Regions from separate parts of the Homo sapiens genome. Here region 2 is linked to region 1. Evidence: chromatin loops called from intact Hi-C (ENCODE). Cell type or tissue: psoas muscle. All regions are shown on one strand. Links, peaks and the distances in the headings refer to the core of each region. The heading gives the core; the rest is flanking DNA. Region 1 overlaps KCNB1 (potassium voltage-gated channel subfamily B member 1). Region 2 overlaps KCNB1 (potassium voltage-gated channel subfamily B member 1).

Region 1 (11,593 bases), core at 2,178-10,177:
TTGAATGAGGAGATGGAGAGAAAGGCAATTTGTTTTGCATCTAATTAGTCAGGTACAAGAGCCGCAGCCAGGTAGACAGGGAGAGAGTCTCTCTGTCTCAGAGAGGGACATTCAGTCAGACATGGAGGCAGGCAGGCAGGCAGGCAGGCAGGCAGGCACAGCCATTCATCCAGTCAGTCAGCTATCCTGTCTGTCAGGCTCTCAGACTTGCGGTGGACAAGTCAGTCAGTCAGTGTCCGTCAGAACCAACCTACCTTCTGGCCAGTGATGCAGCTGGCCATTATGACAGACATCCAGGCTGGGCAGAGACAAACACTGGATGCTATGAGGAATGTTAAGAAATGGGGGTCCTAAGCTCACAGAATAACCGGGGGTCCCAACACCCCTCTCAAGAGCCTGATACAGCCCCTCAACAATCAGGGAAAGCATTCTGGAAGAGGAGGGAAGAGGCACCCCACTCCAAGAGCCATCCCTCATCTCCCTCTGAAGTGCCTGGCCTCCCTCTACAGGCCACAGGCCTAGAGAAGGAGCTGTGTGTGTGTGTGTGTGTGCGTGTGTGTGTGTGTGTGTGTGTCTCAGCTCTGCCAAGTTCTCCTCGCCTCCCTCCTCCACTGGAGTGGGGGTTGGGCGGCCCTCCCAGGCCACTTCCCATTTTGGGAATTGGGCTGAGAACTATGCAAGAGACAGAAATAATTCCTTTTTCGAGCCTGGCCAGGGCTGTAGCAGCCCAAACATTGGCACAAAACCAGTGCTGGGGAGGGGCCCAGGAGGGGGCAGCCAGGGGTGGGACGGAGCCCTGGGGCCCAGGGACACAAAGGCCTGGGTGTCTCCAGAAGAACCTCCTCATCCAGTCCCAGGGCTGGGTACAGGTACCTGGAAGATTCGAGACTCTTAGTGGAGCTGCCAGGCCAGAAAATGTTCGGGATTGGGGAGGGGACCAGGTTACAGAAAGAACAAGAAAGAAGTCATAGAGTCTCCACTGGTAAAGACAACTTGAAAAATGGACCATTTCTGGTGGCCAAGAAGGGATCCCTGCTCTCTCCTGAGAACACATCCCCCGCTATGGGCAGACCCACTGAGCACTCACATAAGAGATGGTGGCCTGGGAAGCACCTAGCACACAGTAGGTGCACACTAAATGCAAGTGTCCTTGGACCAGAATCGTACACAACTAGCTTCGCAGCCCTTTGGCACTGCTTCCTAGGGTGTGACCCTAGGCAAGTGACCTCAGCTCTCTCAGCCTCACATTTCCCCTCTGTAAACTGGGAGTAATGGCAAAACCCGCTTCCCGGGGTGGCTACGAGGATTAAATGACATGACAGGTACAGAAAATCTAGCACCTAGTAGGTCTGTGATCTATTTGAGTCCTTCCTCCTTTCTTTCCTTCTTTCTCAAAGCATTATTTTCATCTCACTGGGGTCTTACAGCAATCAGCCAAGGCAGATCTTGATCGTCATTTTCCAAGTGACACCCTCCTGAAATCAGCCCGTCTCTTAGCCTCAGTGTCCCCCTTGTGTAAAATGATAGCTCGGGACAGGAGATGTCTGGAAAGCCCTTTCAGAGCCTCAGCGCTAGAGTCGCTGGTGATCCTCAATGCTTGATTGCATCATTCCCAGCATGCAGGGGCCCTTCCCAACCACTCCGTGGGGATCCCTGTGGTTCTGAGGAAGCTGACCCTGCCCCCTGCCCCAGGGATAAGCCAGTCAGCACATGGCATCCCCCAGCTAGAGAGCTTGCTGAGTGGGGCATGTGATTCAAGCTAAGCCAATTTATTGACTTCTGAGCTTTGGCCAGGAATGCTGGGAGTTCCCTTCTCTTCTGGATAACGTAGAGTGCATGTGTGACGCCTAGAAATGCTGCAGCCTTTGGGACTCCCATGAGGGGAGCCAGCCCAAGAGAAAAATTGGCTCACAGAGGAGGACAAAGCAGAGTAAATCCTTGACACAATGATGACATCATGATCCCCTCCCTACCCTTGCTACACACTGCCTGGGCTTTTCAGTTGCACTATCCAATAAATGCCCTTTATTGTCCATGCCAGTTTCATTTGACTTTCAGTTTCCTGCACCCAAATACACCCCAAAAGACCCAAATACACCCCAACAGTCTAGACTTATTGCCAGTTTTAATCCTCAATGTGACTCTTCTACATAGATACTATTGTTCTTCCCATTTTAGAGATGAGGAAACTGAGGCTCAGAGAGTGAAGTGACTTGTCTGAAATCTCACAGCCAGAAACTGTCAGTGCTGGGATTTGAACCTGGAAATGCCTTATGCTCTTCTCACCATGTTATAAGACCTTCTCTTTTCTCATCTATCTCTGGGCAAGTGGGAGGGAGTAAAACAGTAACAGCCACCACCAAACTCCAGTAATAATCATCCCAGGGAAGACCAATCACATAACATCAAAGCCTGGAAGACGCTTAGAGATCATTCAGCACAACCCTCCATTTCACAAATGAGGAGACTGAGGACCAGAGCGGGGAAGAGACACAGGCAGCAGGAGGCAGATTGGGAGCCAGAGCCTGGGACAGCAAGAGGACATTGTTCCTGCAAGGGCAGAGGAGTCACCTGCTGCTCATACCTGGAGGAAGAGGGGGCTTCTTTTTAGCAACAAACCATCTCACCCTTTGGGGGAACTATCCCTTCCCAGCTCTCAAGCCACGTGGCTTGTAGCCTGGCCTCACCTCTGGCTCCAGGTCTGGCCAATCAGAACGGTGCATTCCCCTGGCAACAACGATTGGCAGAGTCTGGGCATGTGACCCCAATCAAGCCAATCAGAGTGAACCCTGGGACTTGTCATGGGACTACCGGAAAGAGAAGCTCCAGCATTCTAATGGAGCTCCGCCTTCAGCACAGGTAAGGACAGGCTCCAGGCTCAGAGCTGCCAGTTCGAGTTTAATAACCTAGTTTATTTTTGTGGTATTCATTTTTAACCCTGTGTTCAATTTAAGGTGATTAACTCCATACAGTTTGCCAGAACCATCTAGGTTTTAAAACTGAAAGTTCACAGGTGAATGGAGGCAAGGGTGGTTGGTCACCCCTGCTTCAACTTATGGGTATCAGATACTGGTTTTCCATTAATGGCAGCTTCCTTTTAAAATAAACATTTGAATTTAAAAAGGGGCCGGACGCAGTGGCTCACGCCTGTAATCCCAGCACTTTGGGAGGCCGAGGCGGGCAGATCATTTGAGGCCAGGGGTTTGAGACCAGCCTGGCCAACATGGCGAAACCCCATCTCTACTAAAAATACAAAAATTAGCCGGGCGTGGTGGTGCACGCCTGTAATCCCGGCTATTCGGGAAGCTGAGGCAGGAGAATCGCTTGAACCTGGGAGGCGGAGGTTGCAGTGAACCAAGATCGTGCAACTGCAGTCCAGCCTGGGCGACAGAGCAAGACTCCGCATCAAAATAATAATAGTAAAAATAAAACAAAATAATTTTAAAAATTTAAAAAGAGAGTCACTTGAGGGAAAATACCAAGAAACTAATAGTACCTTTGGTGAAAAGAAATGGCAAAAATATTGTGAATACTGTGTCATGTGAGTGAGTGATGGTGTTGAGAAATGTACAATGCCTGCAAGTCTGGAAACCCAAGCTCAGTTCCTGGGTTGGTGGCCCACTGGCCGTTTGACTCTAAACAGGTTGCTTGCCCTCTCCGAGCCTCCACATCATCCCAAGCTCACAAGGCCAACCATCCTCAGAGGTGGGGAGAGGTCAGAGGGCAGGCAGGCTCTGTTGTGGGCAGGCAGGCTCTGTTCACCCTTATCCTCTTAAGGGTGAGGTCTTAAGGTATGAGTTGCTCCCAGTGCAAAAGCTGGCACCAACAGCAGCAACTCACAAATCTTTGGAGAGGCCCGGCATTCCCCACTCAGTGACTGCTGAGTTTGACTGATGGGGCCATGTCGGCAAATTAGCCACCATTCAGCAGAGACACCCTTTAGAGATGCTAATTGCCCAGTGCTCATGCGTCCCCACCCCTCCCTGGCACAGGCGGCTGGCTGTCGATCCCCTGCCATTATTGTCTGATAACAGTGCTTGATTTGTCTACACAGACCAGGGCCCCTGCATGCATGCTGTTAGCATCTAACTACCAGCCAGCACGGCGCATGAAGCACGGTTCATTAATGCTCTTGAGGGGAGCAAACAGGTGCTGGCAGAAATCTATTCCCGTGGACAAATCTGTGGACACGTGCACCCTCATACGTGCCCACTTAGCCCCCAAGTATAGGAATGAGTCAGTGTCACGTGTGCATATGCATTCTGTGAACTACTCATACGCCGGCTAAGAAGCAGCCTCAGACACATACGCACAGGATGGAGTACATGCATGTACATAACAGGCAATGCTACATGGGGTTGTGTTAGGATTACATTACAGAACACCTGTAAGGCGTCTTGAACAGCGCCCGGCATGTGGTTAATTACTCCTCAGTAAATTAGATCTCTTATTATTTTTTCCCAGTGCTCCTTTATTTATTGAGGTATAACTTACACATAATAAAATGCACAAGTTTTAAGTGTTTAGTGCAGTGCCTTTTGATAAATAGATACACTTGTGTACCCACCAACTCAGTTAAGGTCCAGAATATTTCCATCATCCAGGAAGTTCTCTCGGGTTCCCTTCCAGTCAATACCTCCAAAAGCAATCACTGTTCTGATTTCTCTTGTTATAGTTGAATTTTGCTTGTTCTTGAGCCTCATATAAATGGAATCATATGGTGTGTCCTTCTTGGCAATGCCTATTGTGGATGCTCAGATGTGTGCACAGCCACTCACACTTACACACATGTGCATGGATACTCAGTCAGACTCATTCAGAAATGGGGATTTCTGAGCTGTAAATCCCTTGGCCTCAGCTTGCAGTTCAGCTAAGCCTCTCTGGGTTCAGAGGACTAAAGGAGATGGGGAGAGCCCCTGATGCTGGGTCCAGCCACCGTGGGGGGCTCCTTCCACATTTTCTTCAGCTTCCCTTACTGAGTGACCTCAGACAAGAACTGAAAATCTGTTTTCTCCTGTGAAATGAAATGAATAATAATAACATACAGCTCATAACTCCCCTGTATTGAGCACTTATTATGCAGTAGGCACTGTTCTAAGGACTGCGCAAGTTCGAGTCCACTCTGTCCTCCCAGCAACCCTATAATCCAGGTATCATCATTACCTGTCTTATGGGAAAGGAACCTGAGGCACAGAGAGGCCCAGCAGCTTGTCTGAGGTCACACAGGAAGGGGCAGAGCTGCGATTTGGACCCGGTCCAGCTCCAGAGCCTTCACCTGCCACCATTATCCCTCTTTATGAAGGGATTATGAGAATTATTGATTATGTCCATGCCTTGGAACCCAGTAGGTGCTAAATAAGTATTGCATAAGATTACTACCAAGAACATTTACATCCACTATCTCACTGATGCCTCAGAACAGCCCCATTTTACAGATGAGGAAACTGAGGCTCAGAAGTCAGTGGCAAAAGATTCTGGTCTTCTGGTTCTAAATCCCACATTCTTTCTATTCCCCCAGCTGGGGATATTCTATTCCACAAGGCAGATGCTTTGTTTTGTTTGCTGCTATGTCCTCAGCACCTAGAAGAGTGCCTGGCACATACTTGACACTCAATACATGTTTTCCAATGAATGAGTACAGCAGGGAGTTGGGAGGAATCACCCAGCCCAATGCCCTCCCGTTACAGCTGGGGGACCCAAGACCTATAGAGAGGATGTGACTCATCCAAGGTCACACAGCATCTTGGTGCCGTTGAAGCTATTGTTTTCTCCCTTGCCTGGCTCACCTCCTCTACCCTTGGGCCTGAGCAAGCCAAAAGATTTGGGAGCCCCTGAGGCTCTCTCAAAGGCCACGTTAATGGGGAGCTGGCATGGAGCCTCTCCCAACTTCATTAAGCCATCCAAGGTCAGCACGGAAGCCTGCCAAGCTAACCCTCAGAAAACGCCGGCTGAAAGGAAACAAGGCTTGCCAGAGCTTTTGCGCTGGGATGGGGACCATTCCTGGCAAACAAGGTGGGGAGGGAGGACCGGGCCAGCCTTTCAAAGCCCTTCGTGAACAAATGCTTGGACTGCAGCCTGCTCTGGTCATTGTCCCCTCCAAGTCAGCAGAAACAGCCAAACTCTTCAGTCTAGCAGGGAAAATGGAGAATGGACTGGAGTCTGTGTGTGTGGGGACAGTGCCAATGAGAGCCCACCCTGAAGATGGAAGGGAAAAGGCAGGAAGATGGTGAAGCTAGGTAGGGGGAGACCATCCCATCCTGAGGGTAACTCTTAGTTGCCAGTCCCCAGCCCTTGGGCATGGAGGTCAGTTTTAAATAACACTGATTGGCCGGGCACGGTGGCTCACGCCTGTAATCCCAGCACTTTGGGAAGCAAAGGCCAGCGGATCACGAGGTCAGGAGATCGAGACCATCTTGGCTAACATGGCGAAACCCCGTCTCTACTAAAAATACAAAAAAATTAGCCAGGTGTGGTGGCGGGCGCCTGTAGTCCCAGCTGCTTGGGAGGCTGAAGCAGGAGAATGGCGAGAACCTGGGAGGCGGAGCTTGCAGTGAGCCAAGACTGCACCACTGCACTCCAGCCTGGGAGACAGCAAGACTCCGTCTCAAAAAAAAAAAAAAAAAAAAAAAAATAACACCGATCACCTCCCTTCATGTCAGGGCATCCCTAAAAGCAGAGCCTGAGACAGGGATTCTTAGGCACGTGATTCATTCTTGCTCCACGTCTCCTTTAGGAGATGGGGGAGAGAGAGAAGCAGGACAGGATAGGGAAGGAGCTAAGCCAGGATGTAGCCTCAGCTGAGGTCTAGCTTCGGCCTGAATTGCACCAGGTGTTGATCCCACCTTGCAGAAAGAGGGCTGAGCTTTTGTACCCCTGACTCAATGAGTCCACAGTCTGCCTGGTGGGAGGACGGGAGAGCTGCCACAGGTTAAAATCCCCTGGCAGGCGACTCCCATGGGCCAAGGGCAATTGTGAGAGGCAGGAGTCGTGAGAAGGGGGCAGTGGTGAACTGTTAGCAGCGGGGAATGCCAGCAGTTGGGGTGTGGGTGCACCAGCTCGTAAATGGAGTGTAGGTGAGGAACTCACAGTGTCCACCACACTGGCTGTCCTCTTTTCTTTTAAATTTAAAATGTGTGTATTTTTTATTTTTGTGGGTACTTAGTAGGGGTATCTATGGGGTACATGAAATGTTTTGATCCAGGCATGCAATGCCTCATAATCGTATGATGGAGGACGGGGTATCCATCCCCTGAAACATTTACCTTTGTGTTATAAACAATCCAATTACACTCTTTTAGTTATTTTAAAATGTTGGGTGTCCTCTTATTGTATTAATTCATCACTACCTAAACCTCCCAAACTTAGGGTCAACCCTTAGAAGAAAAGGGAGACTGAATTGAACCAAGATACAGTTTCCACCACCCTCCATCACGGCCATTGCATCCAGTGTACGAACAAAACAACAGCCCTGCTCACACATCTAGGCTCACAGCATGCAAGCTGTGCCTATTCCAGTTGTAGGACTCTAGAACCTTCAAGACACTGAGGGCAGAACTTCAGAATTGTAGCTTTCAGGCTCTCTGAGCTAATGTACCCACAAAGGGGGCCTCCCCAGGGGAAGACAGAATGGGGCCTGGCTCGAGGACCAGGCTGGGCAGATGAAGTTACAAGGTGAGGAAAGACAAGGTGGCTTGACCAGGTCTCACGGGAGGCCCCACGACAGACCGTGGAGAGGATGGCGAGACCTGAGATTGTGAGAAGGTGTAGGAAATTAGGTACCAGTGGAGCAGCCTTGGGGTAGGTGAGGACCTGGCTGCAGCCCTGACCCCAGCTGCAAAACGACCTGGATGCTTCGGCTCTGAGTAGCGCTTAGAGCAGGGCCACACTTCAACACCACCCATGCCAAACTGAACCCCTTTCACCTGGGTACAGCACTCTACAGTGAGCAAACAATCTAATAGCTCAGCATCTGGAGGTGGGTGAGTTGGGGGCTAAATTTGACGCAGGGGGAAACTGAGGCCTAGAGAAGTGCACTAACTTACTTCACTAGCAAATTCTGATGAAGCACCTACTCTGTGCCAGGCACTAATTCAGGTCCTGAGATACTTCAGTAAACAAAAGAGAAACCCCTGCCCACATGGAGCACATATTCAGGTGGGCGAGGAGGGGGTTGGGGAAGGAAGTAATTATTGCTGTGGAGAAAAAGAATGAAGCAGGGAAGGGAGATAAGAAGGCAGGAGGGCTGGGCGCGGTGGCTCACACCTGTGATCCCAACACTTTGGGAGGCTGAGGCAGGCAGATCACTTGAGGCCAGGAGTTTGAGACCAGCCTGGCCAACATGGCAAAACCCCATCTCTACTAAAAGTACAAAAAAATCAGCCAGAATGTGGTGGTGCTTGCCTGTAATCCCAGCTACTCGGGAGGCTGAGGCACGAGAAAATTGCTTGAACCCGGGAGGCGGAGGTTGCAGTGAGCCGAGATGGCACCACTGCACTCCAGCCTGGGCGACAGAGTGAGACACTGCCTCAAAAAAAAAAAAAAGGAAGGCTGGGGGTGGAAACTGCCATTTGAAAATAGAGGGTCAGGGAAGGTGTCACTTCCTAAAGAGAGGATGCTTGAATAAGAACTTGGAGGTGAGAGAAGTCGTGCAGGGAACAGCGGGAATAGCCGATGCTAAGCTCCCCCAGGTAGATTTGCAATGGGAGACGGAGAGATGAGGTCAGAGAGGTCTTGTAGGGGCAGGTCCTGCAGGGCCATGAGGACTTTGCTGTTACACTGAGTGATATGGGAGCCACTGGAAGGCTTTGAGTGGGAGGTGACATGACCTGACGTGGGTTCTCACAGGATCCCTCTGGCTTTCAGGGAAGCGTGTGAGTGTGGATGCAGGTGAGCAGCGAGAAAGTAACTGTAATAGTCCAGGTGAGAAATGACAGTGGCTTGCTCTAAAGTAGAATTTTTTTTTTTTTTTTTTTTTTTTTTTTTTTTTGTGAGACAGGGTCTTACTCTTTCACCCAGGCTGGAGCGTAGTGGTGCAATCATGGATTACTGCAGCCTCAACCTCTGGGGCCCAAGTGATCCTCCCATTTTAGCCTCTCAAGTAGCTGGGACCACAGGCATGTGCCACCATGCCCGGCTAATTTTTTGAAATTATTTTTTGTAGAGATGGGGTCTCAATATGTTACCCAGGCTGGTCTTGAACCCCTGGGCTCAAGTGATCCTCCTGCCTCAGCTTCCCAAAGTGCTGGGATTACAGGCACAAGCCACCGTACCTGGTCCTAAAGTAGAGTTTCTCAACTTCAGCACTATCATCATTTGGGCTGAATGAATCTTTGTTGTGGGGCTGTCCTGTGCACTGTGGATGTTTAGCGGCATCCCGGCATCTACCCACTAGGTGCCAATAGTACCATCCCACCTGGTATGATACCAAAAATATCTCCAGACAATGCCAAATGCTCTCTGAGGGGCAAAAATCACCCCCCGTTGAGAACTTCTGGTCTGGAGCAGGAGTCAGCCAGCTATGGCTCACGGGCCAAATGCAACCTGCCACCTGCTTGTACAACCCGAGAGCAAGCTGAGAGCAGATTTCACATTTTTAAATGGTTCCGTTTTAAGTGATTATGTAAGTACCTACAGAATATCCTCAATTTTGCCTCTTGGCCTGCAAACCTCAAATATTTACTATCTGGCCCTTTCAAGAAAAGCGTGCCGACTCTTGGTCAGGAGTGTTCATGGGGGTGATGAAAAGGGGTTGGAGGCTGATACACTTTGAAAGCAGGGCCTTGGGATTTATGCAGAGGTCCCACACGGAGTGTGAACAAAGGAGGAGTCATGAGTAGCTCCCAGGTTTTTGGCCTCTGTGGCTGGAAAGAGATACTGAGATGGGGGGAAATCGGCAGGAGCGAGTTCGCAGTGGGAGGACGTGGGGCTTAGTTTTGGAGATGTTAAGTTTGAGGAATGTCACATAGACAGGGGAAGGACACCAGCTTTGGAGTTAGGCAGGGTCATTGTCTGAATCCCAGCTCTGCCGTGGACTCACTGCAGAACCTCAGGTAAAGAAGGACTTGCCTCTCTGAGCCTCAGTTTCCTCACCTGCAAAAAGGAGGGCATGTTTCGTGTGGGCTGGATCTCTGGATAAGGGGCTTTTATGATGAACACTGAGGCATAGGCAATATGCTTTTAAAGTGTTTTGAGGATCACCTGCGTCAGAATCAGTTGAGATCCTTGTTAGGGATGCAGATCCTGGGCTGCCTCTAGAGACTTTGATTCTGTGGTCTGGGCGATGGACCCGGAATCTGAACTGCCTGGGTTTTGAGAACTCCTGACCTAGGGCTTGGGTGTCCAATTAAAGAGCCTGTGGCTGCCTCTCAAGACTTGCAGGTTCCCAAGTGGAAATGTCTTTAAAGATCACAGAGCCCAGCAGCCTACCCCCGTTAGGCAAATGAGAAACCCGAAGACCAGAGAAGCCGAGTGCCTTGCCTGAGGCCACACAGCTGGGAAGCAGCAGAGCTGGGTCTGGGATGGTTGATGGATAGGTGGAAAGGTAACAGCTGGTTCAGGTAACAAGCAATTGGATCCAGACAGTGCGGGTAGGATCCAGGTCAGAGTTGAATTTCATTTTGGGAATCAAATCCTTCTGGACTTGGGAGAGAGACATGTGGTTTCTTCCCATTTGAGAGTGTTAAATGACTCTCCCAGACTCCTGTTCAGCTAATGCTTTGGAGAAACAGGAGCCCATTTTCTGTGACACTCTTTGGCCAGCCAGGCCACCCCAGTCTCCAATAAGCCCCTTCCTGCAGCCCAATGGACTTGCTGAACCCTTGTGGGTAGCAATGTGGGGCACACACCACCAGTATTAGTTACATTGAAATCTGGATTTCTCAACCTTGGCTGCACAGTGGAATCACCTTGCGAGCTTTGAAAAACACCAATCCCTGGGTCCCATCCCCAGAGATCCCGATTTCACAGGTCTGGCGGGTGGTCTGGCATTGGGATTTTTCAAAGATCCTCAGCTGATTCTCATGTGCAGCCAAGACTGGTTTAGCTGCCCAGGGACAAGCCATCAGAATCACATTGATTCACAGAGTGAGAAGGTGCTACCCTTTCCAATTGTCTTCAGACCCCCAGACTCCCTGAAGTGGAAAGTCCCAGTATGAAGCCAGTGACATTTTAACACCTCTCTAACACACATCTTCCCTTTTAACCCAGAGAGTAGGTATCAGGCTTCAGCATCTGGCTGGAATTTTATGACATGATTTATGGCAAATGGCACCAGTTCTTCATAATATCAAATTTCCTGTTAAAACAACTCGATTTAGTAAAATTAATGACTTAATCTAAAGAAGACTATTAAGCAAATCCTATTTCAGGTATTTCCCCTGGACCTAATGGTGGTCTCTGACCCAAACTGGTTCCCTCACTCATGATCCCTTCTGGCCACAGGGATTGGCTCAGAGATGATCATGTGGCTCAAGTCTGTCCAGTCAGAGGCAATCTTCATGGGAAGAGTCAGGAAAAAAATGGCCATTTTATCTGCTGGCCTTCATGCTGGGAGGGTGGAATCTGGAGGCAATGTCAGCTGAGAGATGAGGAATGA
Region 2 (11,593 bases), core at 2,485-10,484, 52 kb before region 1:
AGGGTTTCCATAGAAGGGCCAGAAGTCTTAGCACTTCTCAGGGCTTACGCTTAGTAGGATCTTGTACAGATAATTGTTTCAGTACCACCAAGGATTCTGTGGTCACTTGAACTTCTCAAAGCTCCTTCATATTGAAACTGGATAGAGAGTAAGGGGTTAGCCTACAAACTTTGACTTTGGACAAAGTTGGGTTCCAATCCTGGCCCTTGGCAGCTGGGTGACTTTCGGTACATTACTTAACCTCTCTGAGTCTCCCGTGTGAAACAGGCAGAATCGGAAGATGAAGTCAGACAAAACAGGTAGACACTCTTAGTACAGAGTTTGGAACCACTTCAGCTTTTGGGCAAGCAGATTAGTTCTAGATATAGGTTGAACTCTGGCATGTATGATCACATTAACTCTCTGAGCCTCAGCTTCCTCATCTGTAAAATGGGGCTCAGAATAATACCCCCTGCACAGGTGGTTGTCAGGCAGCAATGAAATCATGCATGGAAAATGCGTACCCCAGGGTACGCATGTGAACCGAGGACACCCTGCCAGCAGGACGGCCCCCCACTCATCCACCGGCAGGGAGTTTTGGCCCACACAGTGAATTCGTTGCCAATATTTATTTTCCCTATGAATTCACATTTGAGCTTCTCAAGAAAAATCTGAAGCTCTGGGTACTCTTGGTCCACGCTGCTCCGTGGCAAGCCCAGGCTGCCGCTGCGCGGTGTTAAGTCCAGTCCTGTACTCTAAAATCTCACGTGCACCCTGTGCGTGTTGTTTATGAGGCTCGCTTGGCTTCTGCAGGAATCTGGTTTGGGAGCCCAGGAATAAATCATTAGACGTGTAGCCAGCGATGAGGGAAAAGATTAAACAGTGCCAGAGAAGCAGTCATGGGTTCCTTAGGGAATGCTGGGCCAAGAGCTGGGTCCGCGAGATGCCCTGGATCAGGAATATGCGGATGGAATCCCTGCCTGGGCCAGCCCCTCATCCATCCGTATATGGCTGCAGAGAAGCCATGTTGCTGCTTCCTTAGAGCCCCTGGCTGCATTTTCCCCTCGTCTCTCCTGCTTCTAGACTGCTCTGAAGCTCCTCCTAGTCCCCACCGCTCATCCTACCACACCTCAGTAAAGCAGAATTAGAGGATTAAAAAAGACGGGCAGGAGATAGGGGACTACTTTAGCCCAACGGCTTTGGAGGGCCTCACTGAGGAGGTGATGCGTGAGTGCGGATCTGAGGAATGCAAAGGAGCCAGCTCGCAAAGATCTGGGGAAAGGCCGGTCCGGGCAGCAGTCACGGCAAGTGCAAGGGTCCTGGGGCAGGGAAGAGATTGGCAAGAAGAGGAGGAGAAAGGCGACCAGTGTCCCTGGTGCTAGGGAGGAAGACAAAGGGCGTGAGAGTTGAGGTCAAAGAGAGAAGAGAGGCAGGCCTTTAAGACCTGATAGGATGTTTTGAACCTGAGAATCCTGGGAGCCACACGGCCATGGCCTAATGTAGGTTTAAAGATCCCCTAGCTCTAGCCAGGCGCAGTGGCTCATGCCTGTAATCCCAGCACTTTGGGAGGCGGAGGTGGGCAGATTACCTGAGGTCAGGAATTCGAGACCAGCCTGGCCAACATGGTGAAACCCTGTCTCTACTAAAAATACAAAAATTAGCCGGGCACGGGGGTGGGCGCCTGTAATCCCAGCTACTCGGGAGGCTGAGACATGAGGATCGCTTGAACCTGGGAGGCAGAGGTTAAAGTGAGCCGAGATTGTGCCATTGCACTCCAACCTGGGCAACGTGAAACTTTGTTTCAAAAAATAGTAAAATAAAATAAAATAAAATAAAATAAAATAAATAAAATAAAATAAAATAATCCCCGAGCTGCACCTAGGAACAGCCTGTAGGGGGACTGGAATAGAAACAGGAATCAAAGTGAGGAGGCTGTGGTAGGTGTCCAGGCAAGAGACTGTGTCTGTTCACAGTACGGAAGACAAATTCAAGTTATATTTTGGAGGTGAAATCAACCAATTGCTGATGGCTCAGATGTGTGGGGCGAGGGAAAGAAGAGTCAAGATGGAATCCCAGGTTTTCATCCTGAGCAACTGGGAGGATAGTGGTGGTGTTTCCTGAGATGGAGAGGAATCGGAGGAGCACCTGGGGCCAGATCATGGGGGTGCTGTGAACATCAGCTGAGGGGTCTGGACCAGACCCCGCAGACAATGGGGAGCTTGGGAAGGCTTCTGAGCAACAGCAGAATATTCATTCAGTCATTCAACAAACATTTGTGGTAAAAGCTTGTCCATATTCTATTCTCTCACAGACGGCAAAGCTCCCCACAAGCAGCCGTGGGTTATGGGCCACAAACATCCTTCCTGGGCCTATAGAGTGCACGAGAAAGCTCTACCTGCCCATCCACATTTTCCCTTCCCGACTTCTTCACCTCTGGCTTGAGGAGCTGAAGAGCATTTAAAAAATATTCATGGCTGGGCGCAGTGGCTCATGCCTGTAATCCCAGCACTTTGGGAGGCCGAGATAGGCAGATCGCCTGAGCTCAGGAGTTTGAGACCAGCCTGGGCAACATGGTAAAACCCCGTCTCTACAAAAAATACAAAAATTAGCCGGGTGAGTTGGCGTGCACCTGTAGTCCCAGCTACTTGGGGGGCTGAGGTGGGAGGATCGCTTGAGCCTAGGAGGTCGAGGCTGCAGTGAACCATGTCACCGCCACAGCACTCCAGTTTGAGTGACAGAGCGAGACCCTATCTCTAAAAAAAAAAAAATTAAAAAAATTAAAAAATGAAAATATTTATTTACTCCCTGCCTGTCTTTTCCTCTAAAAGCTCCATGAAAGCAGGGACCATCTTTGTAACTTCAGCATCTCTCATGCCTAGACCTGTGTCTGGTACATAGTAGGTGCTTAATAACTATTGAGGAACTGAATTTTAAAAATAAATAAATGAGCCCTAGTCTCTCAGACTGAAGGACTGACTGAGAGCCTGTAAAGTGCCCCGTTCAGGGCCTGGTATACAGTAGACATTCAATAAACAGTAATGAAAATATACACAGAAAATACAGCCACTCTGTCAGGTCCCTGGTAGGTCTTGAGGCTTCTCCAGTGTAGGAAAGGCCAGAGGAGTAGGAGGGTGAGGTGGCCTGTGACTCACCCTCCCGGGGCCCCTGTCTTGGGCCTAGGCCTGTGGGCATGGCGTCTGCACTAATCCGGCTAAGCAGCTGGATGTGCAAGGGTGTGTAATCCCAGGCCTGCTGGCTTTAGCCTGACCTTGGCTAGGATGACCCAAGTCAAGAAGAACGCTCCTGTCCTCTTAGGCCACCCAGAGCTGAGACCCTCTACACAACCGGGGACAGGGATCTAAAAGACCCTTCTTGGGGGACAGAGGGGTGGCAGGCTCACCTAGGTCTCCCCCCGAAGCTCCAACCCAGCTATTTGGGGTATGCATCTCTGCACCCCTCCCCCCTTGCTACATCTTTGCCCCAGTGTCCTCCCTGATGGATGATGCGGCACAGAAATACTATCGGGGAAGAAAAGGGGCATTCATTCATCAAACATTTATGGAGCCAAGCTATGTGCCAAACACTTTTCCAGATCCTGAGGACACAGCAGTGATCAAGACAGACTCTGTCTTCAGGGAACTGATATTTGGGTGGGGGAAGCAGACATGAAATGAGGAAATAGGTAAATTAAAAAGGATCTCTTCAAGGTGCAAGAAAATGGGCTAATGGGATAGAGACTGGCTGTAGGGACATCATCAACTATGGTAGTCAGGGAGGGCTTCTCTGAGGAGGTGACATCTGAGCTGAGACCCAAAGATGGAGTATCGAGTTGTATGAAGATCTGGGAAAGGAGCATCCAGGTGGAGGGAAGAGATTTTAATCCTAGTGAGTCATATAAGTTGGCACCATTGAGTACACTGAATAGATAATGAACATAATAACTAACATTTACTGAGTACCGACAATGTGTCAGGCCCTTTTCTAAGTGCTTTGAATGCAATAACTCATTTAATACTCAAAACAATCGATCATTTTCATCCAATTTTACAGATGAAGAAACCAAGCCACAGAGAGGTCAAGTGCTTTGCCCAAGGCCACACAGCTAACAAGTAGCAGAGCTGGGATTTGAACCCAGGGCTGCTCTACCTCACAACCTATGGGTTGTTCCCTATCTTTACAGCACATTAATGTTTTACAATTAAAAACATTAATTGTTGAGCATTACCAAGCACCAGGTCCTGGGACCCATGGCGTCTTTATCTGGTCCTACCTCTGAAGGCCACCCACTGATCCTCTGCCCTGCACCTCTCTCTCACCCTCTTCTGATGTCTCTACTCTGAGGCCACCTCCAGCTCCAGGAGTGGCCATGTGGCTCTGCCTGGTCCAATCAGCATAGACCAACCCTCCCAGCCTTTGTGATTGACTGAGGGATGGGCATGTGACACAAGATGGCTTCATGAGAGTGGATCTTGGAACTTTGCAACCATGGGGGAGGAGGAGTTCTCTTTGTTTTTTTGTTTTTTGTTTGTTTGTTTTTTTGAGACGGGGTCTCACTCTGTGTGCAGGCTGGAGTGCAGTGGCACAATCTCAGCTCACTGCAACCTCCGCCTCCTGGGTTCGAGCAATTCTCCTGACTCAGCCTCCTGAGTAGCTGGGACTACAGGCATATGCCACCACGCCCAGCTAATTTTTTGTATTTTTAGTAGAGACGGGGTTTCACCATGTTAGCCAGGATGGTCTCGATCTCCTGACCTTGTGATCTGCCTGCCTTGGCCTCCCAAAGTGCTGGGATTACAGGTATGAGCCATCGTGCCCGGCCAGGAGTTCTCTTTTGAGGGAAAATGTCTAGCTGGGAGATAGGAAGCCTGGAGCCCAAAGAGCTTGCTTGAGAGTGAAGCCCTCGTAGAGGAGGGCAGAGACAAAAGATGGAGAGAGACTGAGTTGCAATGACAAGCACTGATGGTATTGTTCGAGGCCTGTGTATCTGGGCCAGAGCCAGAACCACTTCTGAACTTCGCAGTTGCATCACCCCTCCCATTTTTTTTCAAGCTTAAGCCAATTTGAATTGGATTTCTGTCTCTTATAACTGCAATCAGAACCTTGTTTTCCTCCTGGAATGTTCTTCCTTCTTTTCTCTCTTGCTACCAATTAATGTTACTCTTATTTATTTTTTATTTTTAGATGCAGTCTTGTTCTATTGCCCAAGCTAGAGTGCAGTGGTACAATCTTGGTTCATTGCAACCTCTGCCTCCCAGGTTCAAGCAATTCTCCTGCCTCAGCCTCCCAAGTAGCTGGGATTACAGGAGTGTACCACCATGCCAGGCTAATTTTTGTATTTTTAGTAAAAGGCAAAAGATTTATACGATCTGAAGAGAAACCAGAGAATAATTTTTGTATTTTTAGTAGAGACAGGGTTTCACCATGTTGGCCAGGCTGGTCTCGAACTCCTGACCTCAGGTGATCTGCCCGCCTCAGCCTCCCAAAGTGTTAGGATTACAGGAATGAGTCACCGCGCCTGGCCCCAGTAATGTTATTCTTATGACCACCATTAATATGACCATCACTGCCATCGCCAGTACAGCGACTATTCTCATGAATACTTCTATTGCCACTGCCAGGAATGACAGCATCATCCTACTTTTAACACAGTGAACACAGGGGCCATTATTGCTACACTGATGCTGTTTCTACTACTCTTTCTGCTATTAGCATCGCACTTCCCATTTGTAAACCTCTCCTGAGTTTACAAAGCACTTTCAAAATCCTCTCATTCTCTTCTAAACCTCACCACACTCCCCCATGAGTGGGGCACAGTCACTACTGTTAGTTCCATCGTAGGGGCAGGGGAATCGAGGTTGCAGAAGTGAGAGGAACTGCTTGCAGCCATAGCCAATGGGACTCAGACCCACCTACTCATTCATTTATTGACGAGGTGGCACTGAACGCCTTCGGTATGAGGATGGACTCTGCTAGATGCTGGGACGCAGCAGTGAACAACACCGACATCGTTCCTGCCTTCGCTGAGCTGCCCTTTGGGTGGGCTCCAGAACATTCCAAGAGCCTCCCTCACAGGCCCCACAGGAAGCCAGGCCAGGATCATTCTGTTCTCCTCAGAATTCTGAGACCAGAGTGGAGGAGCCCAGTTTGTGAGCAGAATTGAAGCACTGCTGTGGATTTTACTTCTTACCTGAGCTGCCTTGGGCAACAGACCCAGCCTTTGAGCCTTCCAACAAGACAGTGAATTCCTTGGCAAGGAGAGTCCTGACTTAATTTTTCTGTCTCTGCTACAGTGCCTAGCACAGGGTCGGGCACAGAGTAGGCACTCTGTAAGTGCTTATTAATGGATTGCTGCTCAGAGGCAGAACTAGGCCTCCTTCCATCTACCCAACTTTCTATTCTTCTATTTGTCTAATATCTATCAATTTCCTTCCTTCTTCTATTCATCCATCCATCCACCTACCCACCTATCCACCTGTCCATCTGTCCATCCGTGCATTTTCCTACCTTGCTTCCTCCCTCCTTCCTTCTCTCCCCGTCCCTCCCCTGTTCTCCTTGGGCAATGAAGAATTAGTCCAGCCTCCAGGTTTTTGCTCCTGCTGTGGCTACTCCGAAGGCTCCTTCCCCAGGATGTTAACATTTTCCTGGCTCTTAGCAATTTGCAAAGAGCTTGGGAGACTGAACAAACAAACAAAAATCCAGATTCTCTCAACCACTTATTTTCTTTTTTTTTTTCTTTTCTTTTTCTTTTCTTTTTTTTTTTTTTTTTTTTTTGAGACAGAGTCTTGCTCTGTCATCCAGGTTGGAGTGCAGTAGCGTGATCTTGGCTTACTGCAACCTCCACCTCCTGGGCTCAAGCAATTCTCCTGTCTCAGCCCCCCATGTAGCTGGGACTACAGGCATGAGCCACCATGTCCAGTTACTTTTTGTATTTTTTGTAGAGATGGGGTTTCGAGGCTGGTCTCAAACTCCTGATCTCAAGTGATCCTCCTACCTCGGCCTCCCTGACTGCTGAGATTACAGGCATGAGCCACCGCACCCAGCCTTCATCCACTTTTTGAGGCACTCCGAATTCCTACTAGATTTCTTATCTTTCCTGACAACCCAGTAGCAATCCTATGCTTACTTTTAAAACTCTTTTTTCTGGTTTCCTGCATAGTGTGCTCTCTCTCCTCCCCTCTACTGCCAGTTTGGGATTGAAAACTCAACCAGGCCAGAGCAGTGACTCACCCCTGTAATCCCAGCACTTTGGGAGGCCAAGGCAGGAGGATTGCTTGAGCCCAGGAGTTTGAGACCAGTCTGGGGAACATAGTGAGATCCTGTCACTACTAAAAATTAAAAACGTAGCCGGATGTGGTGGCACACACCTGTGGTCCCAGCTACTGTAGAATATAATAAATTCGTCTTCAAAGGTTTTAGCCTGTAAATTGTTAAGTACAATGAGTTCTGAGATCCTCTTCAAAGAACCAATGTATCAGTATGTTCAGCTCCCCTGTTCTTTGTTCTTCATTTTAAAGTTTAACTTTCTCGTTCTTTACGTCTCCTTGCCCCTAGTTTCAGCAACCAATCTTCTCCTAGCCTCTATCACCTGCTCTGACCTTAGTCATCTTTGGCCACCTGGTCTGTTCTTAGTCATCCTGGGTCACCTGCTCTGTTCTTAATCATCCCGAGTCACCTGTTCTGTAACCATCCTTCCCGCCAAACTACTCACCCTGCCACTCCAGCTTGTACCTCTGCCTCTTTAAAATAGCCAATCGGAATTACCTTAGACTGTGCAGTCCAACCCTAGCCAATAGGGGAAAGACACAGCAGCAGGAACTAGCTGCGTTGGGATGAGAATCCCTTCCCCTCCCTTGTCTGGTGTGCTCTCCCCATTGCTCCATCTGCGAGATGCACCCTTCTATAGAAGTACAATTGCCTTGCTGAGAAAATTAAATTTATGTTTGAGTGCTGTTTCTTTTGCGGCACTGAAAACTTATTTCTAATATTACTCAGGAGGCTGAGGTGGGAGGATTGCTTGAACCCAGGAGATTGAGGCTGCAGTGAGCTATGATTGCATCACTGCATTCCAGCCTTGGTGACAGAACAAGGGCCTGTCTCAAACAAAAAGAAAAGAAAACCTAACCAGCTACTGCAGCTAGGCAGGAAGTGCAAATGACCAAAGCAGGCTGGATATCGAACTCCAGGAAGGAGTGCATGGGCCACCTCTCAAGTGGGCGGCCACTACCAGCTCCAAGAGGGAATAGATGTGGCCCAGAGTGGTCTAATTTTCCAGTTTCTCAGTAGAAACAAACAAGTGAAAGTCTAGGGGTTCTTTTGGTGAACTCTTCCCAATTTGTTAATGTGGGTAACTAATTAAAATATGTAAATGCAGTTCAGTTCAAACAATACATGCTTACAGGATAGAGCTGCCTCTCTTCTCTTTACAACCCCTCTGGTCACTGGCCCCCTCTTTCCCTCCCTACCCTGCAAATTGCCACAAGAGAGCTCAACTCCAAGAAGAGCTTATTGCTTTGAATACAAACAAAATACTGCTCATAATAGCTGCTACCCAAAACTGAACATCCAAGTACTCAAGTCACCTCTATTGTTATCATTGTTTTACAAATGAAGAAAGCAAAAGGCTCAGAGAAGTTAAGGAACTTGCCTAAGGTCACACAGCTAAGTGACAAACTGAATTTGAGCCCAGGGCTGTGTGACTCCAAAGACAGTGATCTAGCCCAGTGGTGGTGGCATTTTGCCACAGGAGGCATTTTGGAAATGTTAGGGAGGACAGGTGTTTCTGGTTATCATGGTGATACTGGCATTCAGTGAGTGGGACCCAGGGATAAGAGACGTCTTGCAATGCACAGTCCTGTGTCGTGAAGTCTTGTCTTGTTCCCAATGCTAATAGTACCACGGTTTTCCCTCTTCCCCCACAATGGCAGCCATTATTGAGTGCCTAGTGTATGCCAGGGACTTTAGATCCAGCAGTCCAATAAGGTAGGTACTTTTAGTATCTCCATTTTACAGATGGGAAAACTGCAGTTCAAAGAGGGGAGGTGACTTAACAAAGGTCACATGAACTGGGAAATGGCAGCAGGGCTGAGTCCAGGGTGAAAAAAATTAAGGGTGTGAAATTTAAGGCATTGCCAAATAACTCAGTAAGCAAGATAAATACTACTTTAATGTAACATTTAAAAAATCAAACTTAATGTAAAACCCCCCATGATGAACAAAATATCTATATTTTCAATAAAGACAGGATCAGCAACACTGGTGTGCTAAGCCATATGGGAGTGAAAGGGAAAAGGAAAAAATTAATACTGATCTTGTTTTGTTTCGTTTTTTTGAGACAGAGTCTTGCTTTGTCGCCCAGGCTGGAGTGCAGTGGCACTAGCTCGGCTCATGGCAGGCAACCTCTGCCTCCCGGGTTGAAGTGATTCTCCTGCCTCAGCCTCCCGAATAGCTGGGATCACAGGCATGGGCCACTATGCCCAGCTAATTTTTTTTTGTTTTGTCTTTTTAGTACAGACAGGGTTTCACCGTGTTGGCCAGGCTGATCTCTAACTCCTGACTTCAGGTGATCCGCCCGCCTCGGCCTCCCAGAGTGCTGGGATTACAGGATTACAGGCGTGAGCCACTGTGCCTGGCCTGATCTTGGATTTTTGTGCCCAAGGTGAGTGCTTCGCTTAACTCACTTTAGTCTTGTCCCTGAGTGGCAGGCCATGCTAATTGTATCTGTCTCTGTCTCACCAGCCTCAATAAGATGTGGGGAGTCCATTCTTCCACTCCCAGTGCTCCAGGACTTCAGCACGAATGGTGAAATTACAGGCTCCAGAAAGCCATGATTTCTAAAGCAGAAGACGGACAGGCCTTTAATTAGAGCCAGGCGGGTGGGTGGCCAGCTAATACTAAGTTCCATAATACTAAGTTCCGTAATAAGCACTGTATTTTTGAATTCACTGGCTTGATCACACACATCCCGGAGGCATCTTTGGAAATTTGTTCATAGAAAATAGGGTAAACAGCTATTTGTACCCTAAGAGAGGGAAAATGGCTTTACAGTGGGGTGGCTATGACAAGGGTGTGCTCTGGTGGCAGCAGATCTGGGACAAACCCCACCCCACCACTCACTGGCAGTGTGGGGCTGAGCAAGTCACGGCCCTCTCTGAGCCTCTGCTTTCTCATGTGTAATGGGAATGAGAACACCTACCTTGCTGGTGATGGGGAAGATTAGGATTAATGGACAGTAGAGTCATATCCTCATGGGTTTGGTTCCAACGATAACCAGTAAGATGAATATCTATCACCTACTTTTGAAAATCCCTACCTTTATATTGTGAGGACCTGAAAACTGGAAGCTCAGAAGCCAGGAAATGATGCATTTTATCCCAGATGTGGCCTCTCTGTTTGAGGCAGGAAGGTAACCAGCTAATGCAGAGGGTAGGGTGGGGGTGGTTAGGGAAAGGCCAACAGGTGAAGGAGAAAAATAAAAGAATTTTTCTTTGTCTCTCTTCCTTCTCAAGTCTCATACATTAGATGCCCAGGTGTGAAACTCTGTTCTAGCTAAAATTCTCTGGCATATAGAAGAGCTCATTCTGGTTCAGGTTTTCCAAGGAACAATCAGCAGGGGTTCCAGACCACACAAATGGCCTGTTTCTGGCTGTAATCACACGTGGGAGCTGGCTAATGTCCCCGGAGTCAGGCTGGAGTGGCCAAGACAATCACCGTGGATTTAGCCAGGGGCTGCTGCCTTGGGAATCTTTATTTGTGCTTGTGTTGCCTCCTCTGCTTCCAAGGATAATTACCAGGGAGGTGCACAAATTGGAGGCAAAGACAAGCCACTCGTAGTGTGCAAAGGACCCTGATCGTGACAGTGCAAGTAAACAAACCATTAGGAATGCAAAGATTGACAGATAACAAACAAGATCCGTGGGCAGGTGTGGTGGCTCACAGCTGGTAATCCCAGCACTTTGGGAGGCCGAGGTGGGCGGATTGCCTGAGGTCAGGAGTTCAAGACCTGTGTGGCCAACATGGTGAAACCCTGTCTCTACTGAAAATACAGAAATTAGCTGGGTGTGGTGGTGGGTGCCTGTAATCTCAGCTACTTGGGAGGCTGAGGCAGGGGAATTGCTTGAACCAGGGAGGTGGAGGTTGCAGTGAGCCGAGATCGCACCACTGCACTCCAGCCTGAGTGACAGAGCGAGACTCTGTCTCAAACAAACAAACAAACAAACAAAAAACAAGATCTTCTGAGCAGGAGCCACTGTTAGCTGGAGGTTGGATCCAGTGATTCTCAGCAGGGTGGCACTACCCATAAGGACATGCCCTGAAAATGTGCGAGGGTGTCACAAGGATGGGAGAGGATGCCACAGGCATGAAGTGAGCAGAGGCTGAGGACACCAGGCGACCTGTAATGCACGAGACAGCCCTGCTCATGGATAACCTTCTCTTGTCCTGCTCAATGTTGGAGTGTCCCAGTGGATACTCAGGTAGGTGAACAACAACTTGTTTAAATTAATTTTAGACTGTAACTTCATTTTATATATAAACCCGCCAAATATGTTTTGCCAATGTTTTAATCTACCCTGAATTTTCCAGAAATGGCAACGCCTGGTGAAGCAAGGGAAGAACT

What was found. Peaks named below come from ENCODE experiments on the same cell type or tissue, not always from the same donor. Only the 100,000 strongest peaks of a DNase experiment are listed, where the experiment ranks them.
Region 2: a loop joins it to region 1, with 2.1 times the contacts of the local background. A loop is called at or near these places in 10 of 110 quality-filtered maps.

The regions. Positions count from the first base shown.
Region 1 is chr20:49,446,404-49,457,996 of GRCh38, forward strand. All of the region lies in intron 1 of KCNB1 (potassium voltage-gated channel subfamily B member 1), which reads right to left. Among named protein-coding and RNA genes, the nearest start is that of KCNB1, 30 kb to the right of the region's middle. RefSeq lists enhancers at 197-708, 709-1,218, 1,219-1,730. In psoas muscle, for the core only: no CTCF peak of the experiment used is centred there; a DNase peak (open chromatin) is centred at 5,978.
Region 2 is chr20:49,394,563-49,406,155 of GRCh38, forward strand. All of the region lies in intron 1 of KCNB1 (potassium voltage-gated channel subfamily B member 1), which reads right to left. All of the region lies in intron 2 of LOC105372649 (a long non-coding RNA gene), which reads left to right. Among named protein-coding and RNA genes, the nearest start is that of KCNB1, 82 kb to the right of the region's middle. In psoas muscle, for the core only: no CTCF peak of the experiment used is centred there; DNase peaks (open chromatin) are centred at 3,189, 4,949, 5,487 and 6,039; H3K27ac peaks cover 4,487 bases.